Linked DNA regions of Homo sapiens: region 2 is linked to region 1. The links are chromatin contacts, found by Hi-C in ENCODE. All regions are on one chromosome and are shown on one strand. The core of a region is the stretch at or near the end of the contact, and the rest is flanking DNA. Distances in the headings are between cores, read along the strand shown.

The links. Hi-C counts contacts between places; a loop is a spot of excess contacts on that map. Pooled maps may share reads with other maps.
Region 2: a loop to region 1 is called in a pooled map, with 4 times the contacts of the local background. The contact joins the enhancer-like site here to the promoter of RASGRP1 in region 1. A Hi-C loop is called at or near these places in 6 of 50 pooled maps.

The regions. Positions count from the first base shown.
Region 1 is chr15:38,561,577-38,566,275 of GRCh38, forward strand. It overlaps RASGRP1 (RAS guanyl releasing protein 1), which reads right to left and starts at 3,238. Exons shown (of 17, transcript NM_005739.4): 1 at 3,018-3,238. The coding sequence starts at 3,052. RefSeq lists enhancers at 630-759, 820-919, 3,302-3,813, 3,655-3,844 and silencers at 2,535-2,734, 2,745-2,964, 2,995-3,234, 3,395-3,444.
Region 2 is chr15:40,043,550-40,048,913 of GRCh38, forward strand. It overlaps SRP14-DT (SRP14 divergent transcript), which reads left to right. Exons shown (of 3, transcript NR_040060.1): 2 at 2,412-2,520. Among named protein-coding and RNA genes, the nearest start is that of SRP14-DT, 6.9 kb to the left of the region's middle. RefSeq lists enhancers at 3,825-3,954, 4,295-4,424. Within about 2 kb of position 3,827, at least 35 of the 41 ENCODE cell types and tissues checked have a DNase peak (open chromatin) inside an H3K27ac peak, as active enhancers do.

The DNA of each region.
Region 1 (4,699 bases), core at 1,988-4,487:
TGCTAAGAGATGGTGTATAACTGAACTATGGGGCCACTCAGTACACAGCTAGACCTGTGCAGGGGCACCCTGGCCCTTCAGGTTGTTTCAAACTAGCTCCAGGGCGCTGGTCTGCAGTGGCCGCTCGGCTCTATTCTGACCTGATGCAGGTCCAGTGAAACTGAATCAACAATTGGTTATTGGGCATCTGCTAACCCTAGGCAGTAATTCCTGAAAGATCAAGTCGGTGGTACAGGACTCAAGTTTCTGGCCATAATTGATTTTCAAACAGGCCCTGTGATAGCCCCAGAATTGGATCAGTCTCTAAAAGCAAAATAATAATGGTGACATGAATTGAGTACCTATGCTATGGCAGGTACCGTGCTGGGGACTGACCCTGTCTTGAGGCTTACAGCCCAGAAGGATGTTATCCCCATCTCATGACACTGAAACTGAATCTAAAAAAGGGTAAATGACATAGCCAAGGTTATAAAACTCATATATAATCAACCTGAGATTTGTACCCAGCACCTCTCTGGCTTTATTCATTTAATAAATATTGACTGTGCCTGGAACTCTGCACATTTCACAACATCAGGATTAGTAGTAGACAATCACAGAGAGGCTGAAAAGGTCAATTCAATTTAAAATGAAAGCAAAATCCTTCAAAAGCATAACTGGTAATGTAAAGGCTGAATCTCAGCCCATATTCCTCTTGCAGGCCCTCAGAACTGTCCTCAGGTCCCTAGAGCTGGACAGACTCTTTATGGTCATTTTCCAAAGCCCCCTTCTACAGTGTGGAGGTCCAGAATCAGAAGAGCAACGTGCCTGGCCACCACTGCAGAGACAGGCTAGAAGCCAGCCCCTTGTGGCCCATGCAGTGCGCCCCAGGTGGGCGCCCTTCCCTTCCTGGAAGCACTAACAACTCTCTACACCTGGGGCTACATAGCCACTGCTGGGATTACTCAGCTTTCTGCCCCAGCTGCTGCCTTTGTCACCATTAAGACCTCCACCAAAGGCAGAGTAGGGGAAAGGTTTTAAAAAAATAAAGTCATTCATTGTAGAAGTCTCCTTCTCTCAGGCCTTCCACAATACTTCTCCCTAGACCTTGGAGAAGAGGCAACTGCAACTAGAGGCTCTATCTACTGACAGAGCTCTTCCTGCTAGGGGTGGAGGGGAGGTGGCTACAGATCCAAGGAAAATTCCATTTTCTTTCTTGGTTGGTGACACTGACCATTCAAGACTCCTAATCCTGCCCTGTTTTCTAATTCTGGTAAAGTTTCCTAGTGTCACCAGTAAGAGAAACCGCTTTGTTTCATAAGTGGATTCTTGAAGGTTGATGCTTTTACCAGAACTAGAAGGGATCAGGGTAAAGTATAGGGTAGTAAAAGGGAAGAAAGGGTGACAAAAGCAATCTGGGAAGTATGGAGCCCAGAGAGACTCAGAGGACTAGGCCATGAGAGAACAGGGAGAAGAGAAAGTACTAAAAGCCAAAGTGCAGCCTCAGAGTTCTAAGAAGATGGGGATTATCTGCACCATAGACTAGGAAACCTGGCTTTCTTGCTGTACAGTCTCTTAACTGGTTGCCTTGTGAAAAATCCTCAAATCGTTCTGCCTTTTCTGGTGAAATGGGAGTAGACAAGGATTTATAAAATGCTCTATTATAGGCAGGTCGAAGGTGTTTTAACAATCCATAGAATGAATGGCCTCTGAGTCTGTAAAGGCATATTTTTTAAAAAAATACAGTAGCCAAATGTTTTCCTGTAAATGAAAAAACCAAAACCCCGAGAGAAACAAATTAACTTGAAGGTGTTTTCCAAGCCTAAAAGTAACCAAAGCCCCATAGGTTTGCTGAAGGAGACCGTCAAAACTCTAAACTGGTTTAGGTGAAATCCTCTCCAGGCATAGGTATCTCAGTGGAGGTCAGTTTCAGGCTGAGCTTTTTATGAAATCCGCCTAGAAAAGTAAGAGATGAAATGGAGCAAGGGAACTGGAACTTCCACAACTTTCTTTGCAGTGGAAGGTGACTCTCTTGACTTCTAGTATGGATTCCTTCCAGTCCCGTCCTCTTCCCCTTACAATACTCAATTTAATGTACTGAACTCCTCCTTCTGAATCTAGTGCAAAGTACAGTGGTGGACCCTCAGGGGATACCTGGATGGGGAGAGGCAGGGCGTGCATACAGGGCCAAGAATCCTTCGTTCCTGGGATTATAAGCACGGGAAGTCCAGCATCGCAAGCTTCCTGCCGCTACTGGGTATGGTGGTGCAAGGCACAGTCCCATCAGTGTCGATGTGAATGGAGTTGTGAAGTGCACAACTTGTCCAGCCCCTACGCCGAGGCCAGGCCTTTGTTCATGCAGTTGCCTAGTTCTGGTCCTTTGGCTACAAACTCAAAGCTGCCTGGCCAAGAGCCCTTTCACTCACTGTCCCTCTTTCTTCAACTTCTGTTATCCAAGACCCTCTATAGAATCATAGTGAGGGGGAGAGGAGTGCAGCTTCCCATACGGAAGGCGATATGTTTCCCTGACCCACGGATCTGGAAACTTCCGTGGGGCAGGGGCAACCGAGGGGTGCCACCTCTGCGGGCTCCCTGCAAGCTCCTCGGCCGTTCTGGGCAGGGCCGGGAGGGGCCACCAGGTGGCGCAGCCGGAGCCCAGCGCCCCAGCAGGTGCGGGCAGCGCGGAAAGTCCGCGAGTGGGAGTCCCGATGCCGGGCGTGGAGATGTGGGGGAGGAAGTCGGCGGGCGGGCGCCGGCTCCGCGAAGAGCTTCGGCCCTAGCAGATCTCACCGGACGAGCTCTGGCCTCGCGGCCGCCCCTCTACCACCCCTCAGCCCCAGCTCCCTCCCCGAAACCCCGGGCGCAGCGCGCCGGGCGTTCTGGACACGTCCGCCCGTCGCGCTGGTGTCCCGGGACTCCGGCCGACCCCGGCCCCCCTCCGCCCTCAACTTCCCTCGGGGTGTTGGGGCGACGGGCAGGGGCCTCTTTCCCAAGAAAGGACACAGGCGCTCCCGAGGGCCACGGCCGCCTCTACTCACCGCGGAGCCTCTCTCGCCTTGCCCAGGGTGCCCATGGCCGCGGCCCGCGCTCCCGGTGCCGGCTCACCTAGCGCGGCCGGGCGCGGCGCATCGCCCCCGCCACCACCGCCGCCGCCTGCCGGCTCTCTCCCCCCCGGGCCTCGTAGCCCCGGCGCCCGCCAGCCCTCGAGCCCGGCGAGCCCGACCGAGGTGCACCGCAGGCACAAACTTTGTGCGAGCGCGCCCCCTCTGCCTCGCGCGCGCGCTCACACCCGCCTGGCAACCACCTGACACGCTGATGCTGGCGGCTGCAGGAAACGTGCGGCGCCCCGCCGCTCTTCCCCGAAACCTGCCCCCTTTCCGCGGGTGCCCCGGCCTGCGCCTCGCGCGGTTCTCTCACCCCTGCCCGCCTTCGACCTCTCTTGGCCAAAGGGTTAAGTCTCAGGGGAGTTGGAGAGGAGCGGGCTCCCGGCTACCACGCCCGCGCCTTGCAGGGCACCTGTGCCCGTCGACCTCCACCTCAGCTCGGGAAACGGGCTGCGCCTAGCGGCTCCCATGGGACCCCCTTTCCCGCAGCCGACCCGCAGCTTCCACGCCTCTTCCTGCGGCCGCTGCTCGGAGCACTGCAGTGAGGACGCCTTCTCCCCTCCAGGGCCTCTCCTGTATATATCAGAGCGCGGAGTCCGGCAGGGGAAAGGAACGGAAAGACAGTTGTGAAGTTGCCTTAACCTGTGCCCTGGGGTCTCTAGGTAGCCGTCTGCAGGACTGGGCCGTAGACATGTGCCCTGTGCCCTGCGCCCTGCACCTTGGACGAGGGCTGCCTGTGTGGAGGTGCGCTCCACAGGCGTGATCCATATCTGGCCCAGACGCGGCCGCCTGGCGTCGGTGGGTGTAGGAGATGTGGGGACAACTTTCATACAACGTCAGTGCGCACAGAAGACCTGGCCAAGAGGGGCGGCCCATCCGCTGCTTGTCCAGGTGATAGTGCTGATAATCTCAATAGCTAATGATTGAGTGCGGTTGTGCTAAGTGCTTTCTATACATTACCTCATTTAATCCACTCTCCCTGATACAAAGAGATCACTGTTGTAAAGATGAGAAAATGAAGGTTTAGAGAATGCTATGCCTTAGATCATACAACTAATAAACAGCAGAGAGACCTCTGACTTGGACTGAGGTCTGTCTGACTCCCTGTAATCACTGCTGGACTGCCCTAATAACACACTCATTATCACGGCCACAGACCATAACTCTAGCCACAGTCATAGTTGTCTTCCTGGCCATAGTGTTCTGGACTTTAAAGCCTTCCTCTGTTTCATTTATATATTTCCTTATATTTATATGCTACCTTGTCCTTAAAACAGAATTCGAGATAGCTTACAAGAGCACATAACCTACAAAAAGAAGTGTGTGAAATGAAAAATGAGGCACACAAGATGGAGCCAAAAATGAACATCATTTGAAATAAATGCATCTCATAGAGTCAAATACCCTTGCTACAGGTGGGACCAAAATTTGTCTCCTGCATTTCTAGCAGTCAAGTTTAAAGAGAGGCCTTGTCTAAAGTTCAATTCCTATCACATGCAAGACCAAAAACAAAATTGCTCAAGAGAAGATCCCCCTTTCTTGATACTGAGACCAGCAAGAAATTTCTCCAGAGAATCCTCATGAACACTGGGTGATATAAAGAACCAAGTCCTCAG
Region 2 (5,364 bases), core at 2,577-5,076, 1.5 Mb after region 1:
TGGATGGGGTTCCTAGCTGGGGTAGTCAAGGCTGCAATAAGCCATGATTGTGCCACTGCACTCCAGTCAGGGAAACAGTGAGATGCTGTCTCAAAAAAATTTTGTATTATGTTTAACCTATTATTAATAAGGAAACCAGATGTATGTTACAATCCATTCAAAGGGGAATCCAGTAAACATCAGGAATTCTGGAATGAATTTGTAAATGGAAGTAAAATTGGATTTTGCACAGGAGGGACCCAGGGTTGTCCCTTCACTGAACAGAAGCATTTGTACATCCATAGACAAGAATCCTCTGCATTGCCATTGAGTCTCTACAACCTACAGAGTTGTAAAATAGCGCAAAGGAAATAAAAGGCTAGAAATCAGCTAATCCAGAAGGCTGTGTTCTAATCAATGTATAATTTTTCATTGGAAACATCCACTATTTTTTATTTTGTTTTGTTTTTTGTTATTGTTGTTTTTGAGTTTATCTTTTTCTTTAATGTATTTGTTTCCACTAATCTTTTTTGCATATTCCAAAATTGCTTAAGTCTCTCTGTGCCTCAGTGTCCTCATCTGTAAAATGGGGAAGTCATAAAAGTGCCTACCTCATGTCAAGGGGAGGAGTAAATGAGCTAAGGGATGCATTATTACACTGCAGTCCCTTAGTTGGGAGTGGGCTGTTCTACGTCCTCCTCGTCAAGGTGGATTCATTCTACAGGAGCAGATTGCAACAAGACACTGTGCACCTTACGGAGGACTGGCCTCTGGGCTAGTTTAACTTTTCAGTTTCAGTCTGAGGGGAACTATACCTTGGGCTCTGAGCTGCCTCACCGTAGCTCCAGTGTGCTGATTTAAGGGTCAGTTCTGGATGAAGGAAGGAGGGTATCATCTAAACACATCGAGGAATGGCACTGGGCAGGTCTGGCTTTGGGATGACAAATTTTAGAACCTAAGGCTGGGAGACCTCCCACGTCAGCGGGAGGTGGTTAGCTCTGGTGGAGCCATCCTAGAGAAGGCCAGAGGAGTGGCCGGAGGGAGATGAGAGTGTGTCCTAGAAGCCTGGGTGCCCGGAGAGAGTAAACACCCTGAAGCCACACGTCAACACACTCCCTGGACTGAATCCACTCCAACACTGGCAGTTCCCAATTCCTTTATTCTTTTCTGCAGTCAGTTGGTCAACAAGTGTTCATTGTATCTGCTCAGCCAACTCAGGGCTCCAGGAACTCTCTCCATCCCCACCCCAGGATGAAGTCCTGGATTTAAATCCCAAGCCCCAGTGTCCTAGAGAGACAGCACAGGTGCCCTGGACTGTGAGTCAGAGACCCCAGGCTCACCCTGCTCCCCAACTTGCTGTGAGGCCCTGCACGAGGTACTTGCTTGCGCCCTATCCTCCACAGGGAACCTGCCTCAGAGGGTTGTTGTCGGCTTTCAAGGACATAATCCACGTAAAGGGCTCATAGTAAACACCCAGTTGATGTATTTTTTAAAGTATTTTCACTGTTATGTTCAGGACTTAGGCTAGATTGCTAATGTCACTTCTACTTCCAAAATTCTTAGAACTGCTGCTTTTCTCCCCCCAGCCCCTTCTGGGGGCCCTAGGGAAGTTTCCGGAGCCCACAAGTGTCAGTGATTAACACTGGCCTTCCCCTCGCTCGCAGCAACGCCACCACGCCCTCCCTCCACGCGCCATCGCAGAGATGAGGAGTGGCCTCGACCTGCCTGTGACTCGTCTTGGGCCAGTAGGGGACGCCCTGGCCTCACCAGACGAGCGCAGCCATGGGCGACCGCCTCAGCCACTCCCAGATCTTGCCCTGTCGTTTACCTTAGATCAACCCTAAGAATATCCAAGATCGTGGTCATTATTTTTCAAAATTACTTCTGTGGAGGCTAGAACTTTCCGTGTTACAGAAAGATTATCATTCATCCATTCACTGAACAAGGCTAAACAAGCAGTGTTTGGCACTGTTCTAGGTGCAAGAAGCTGACTGACTTCTCCACTAGAGAAGAGACTATTTTTTTCTCAGATAATAGCTTGCTTATATTTATTGAGAAGTTACTAAGTGCCAGGTTCATTTCTAGGTGCTTACATGTATCCACTTTTGAGCCCCCAATAGTCCTGTGAGGTGAGCGTTGTTCTAGCTGAGGAGCCTGCCACCTCTGTGCGAAGAAGCACTTGCAAATGAGTGTAGCCTGCGGGCAGCTCAGGAGTGCTGAGCTTTCAGCTGTCTTTCAGCTGTCCAAAGAGGTGACAAGAAGGGAGGGAAGGCAGAAAAGAGACCAGCTCTAGGCAGAGTGGAACAAACTGGGACTCTCTCTCCACTCCTCATCTTTCCCTCCCTCTGGGTGTGGGTTCCTATCCCAAGCCCCTGTCCCCCTCCCACTCCCATGCAGAATCCTGTCTCCTTAATCCTGTCTTTGGATTCCAGGTCCAACTTGGCATTTCTTGGCTGTATCTCTGAAGGAAAGTCATCTTAATCTCTATGAGCCTCCATTTCCTCAGCTGTAAAATGGGAAGATCTTCCTCACACTGCTGTGGTGAGTTCAGTGTGACAATGTGAATATAAAAGCTTATACGTGAGAAAGCATGGCAGAAAAGCTAGGTTTCATTGTTCTTTTCCTCTCCTTCTCAAGCAGTACCCTGAGTAGAAATATTCGGTCGTGCAAAACACCCCTCCCTCCCTCCCCATCAAAATCCCAGTCTCTCACTAAGCTCAGCTAGCTGTGTGGAGGCAACCCATCTGGTAGCTAAATCACACGAACATGTTCAGGACAAATGGTTAGTATGTCACACGCCCTCCATTTGTGGAGGAAACTTAGGTGATGTTAAACAAAGAACAGACTCTAATGGTGGGATTTCTGGTATAGGGGCTTTGGGGAGATACAAAGGAATTGCCAGTACCCTCTAGGCTACACTCCATGGGCAGCCCCTGGCCCCACATGCCTGGAAGGCCATCCTTGTACAGAATCAGGTGGTGGCACTCAAGAAATGTGTGTGAACTTTAAGAGGTTCTCCCCTTCTCATCTAGGATTTCCTTCCTTGCTGAACCTCAAGAAGGGGGCCAGCATACCCCATATTGTAAGAGGGGAAACTGAGGCCAGGAAAGGCAAGCATAGTTATTGCAAGCGTAGTTATTCCCAGCCAGGCTGGAAGTCTGGGGCATGAGCACCTATTCCTGCCCTCCTCCTCCCCACACTTTCATGGGTTTAGTGGGTGGGGGAGGGGCTCCCTTATTCAGGATGATTAGGGGTCCCCAATTTAAAGTTTCCTGTCTGAAAGTCAAGGACAGGAAATTATATAGCCAGAGTTCTGCACAAATTACCCAACAGGTGTCTCGACTCCCCAAAGCGACAGATGCTGTTCATCTCTTGGCCTCTGTGTCATCATTCATCCTTGATTGTTCGGGGAAGCCCACTCCACCTCTGTGACAGACCCACAGATGCAGATTTACACAGGGAATCCTAGACAGACACAATGAAGAAACTCCCATCTGATCAGAGCCAAGTCCCAGTAATAACATCAATGAATCATTGACTTCAGTGAGTCACAATATTGAGCTGGAAGAGGCCTCCAAGACCTTTTTAGTCCAACCCTTTACCTGCTAGTTATTCACAAGTGAATAGAAACTGAGTGAGGTCCAAAGAGGGAAAATGACTTGACCAAGATCACAAAGCTTGGTAATGCCAAAGGTGAGACTGGAAGCCCCGAGCCCTGAGCCCCAGGCCCATGCACTTTCCACACACCCCTCTGCCTGCCACAAACTAGCTGGCACAGAGAGCAGGAGGGAGGGCATAGGCCCCTCATGACTTAGCCAAGGGCAGCTCAGTGTCTCCATGCAGGTGGACTCCGTGTGTCAGCTTCAGCCCTCCCTTGGGAAGGGAAGGGCCTGGGGCCGTCCTCACACCCCAGGCGCCAGGCCACGGAGCTATAGGAGGCAGCTTCCTGCTTGGCCCTTATCCAAGGCCATTTCACAATGGGGGGAAAAGCGCTGAGCTGAGAGTCCCGGGTTGCTGCTCACTCCACCCCCACTCCAGCCCCTTTCAGACCCCCCAGGGACAACGAGCCAGGCCCGGCCTGAGGCTTGGGGTGAAGAGAGCTGCAAGAATGGAGACAGGCTGAACAGCCCCTTTTGGGAGTGTTCTATGAGCTGTGTCCCTGGAACTGGACGAGGGCACCACCTTGCATATTACCAGCACTATCCCCCTTCCCTTGCCGTCCACCTGCAAGCATTCAGGCTGGGGAAGTCCCTTCTGGGACAGGAGTGGTCGCTTCCAGTCAGCCCCATAGCACTCTCATGATTAGTCAGAGGGGAACCTGGAGGCAAGAAGGCCCACAAGCTGGGAGACGGCAAGGCCTGGGTCACTTCCTGCAGTGAGGCAACGTGACTACCAGGCAGAGGAGCCCAAATGTCTCCTCCCAAGATGCTACAGGGTCTGGGGTGAACTGTGGCTCAGCTGACTGAAATTCAGGCAGGAACCAAGACAGAGACACTGAGACGGGACATTCAGCCAGGATTTATTATGCCCTTACACACAGGGTCGGCTCTGAGCTCAGCTCTGTAAGGGATCTCGTTTGAAGTAGGAGGCAGTGGTTAAGGACCCAAATCATCCTGTCTTCAAGTCTTGAAGAGGAGACAAAACAAACCTAGGTGAAATGTCAAACCACAAGACAAGGCAGTGTGAAATGAGGGCCCACACTCTCATGCTGGACAGTCCAGTATGGCCAGTGAAGCGGGGGTGGGGAGGGAGTCACTGCAGACAAAGCTTCGGGGAAGAGATGGAACCGAGAATGATGGGGAGAACTTGACTCTGCAGACAGGATGGGAAAGATCTTTCAGACAGGGAAAGGAAGACAAGGCAGAAATCAACCTGCATACGTGAGGACAGGACCCTGTTTGCACCAGGGGTGGTCAGCCACGAGGCTGGAAATGTGCCTGGCCACAGGGCACTTCCTCACTCTGAGCTCTTGCTACTTGAACACAGCCTTCCTTGGTATCCGTGGGAAGTTGCTGGCCTACTGAGGCAGGATACCACACGGAGAACTAGGCAGGGGCGTGGAGGTGTCAAGGAACTCAGCCCCTTGGTGGAGGAGCCCTCTGACAACAGGAAGCAGCTGCAACGGGCTCCAGGGCTGTACTGGTATCTGCAACTCTCCCCCTACCCTGGCTGCACCCTGCAGAACAAACTGTTCTTCAAGAAGTTCTGGGGACAGAGGGCCCACACCTGCTCCCAGGTCGGGGTGGATAAACCCCCATCAGCCAGGCTGGGAGCCCAGCAGAGACATCACACAGCTCAGCAGCCCTCCTCACCCCCTGGCCCCCTGCCTCCTCCTACCCCAGACCAGGTTGCAGTTGACTAGGGCAATATAACACAAAACAAGAG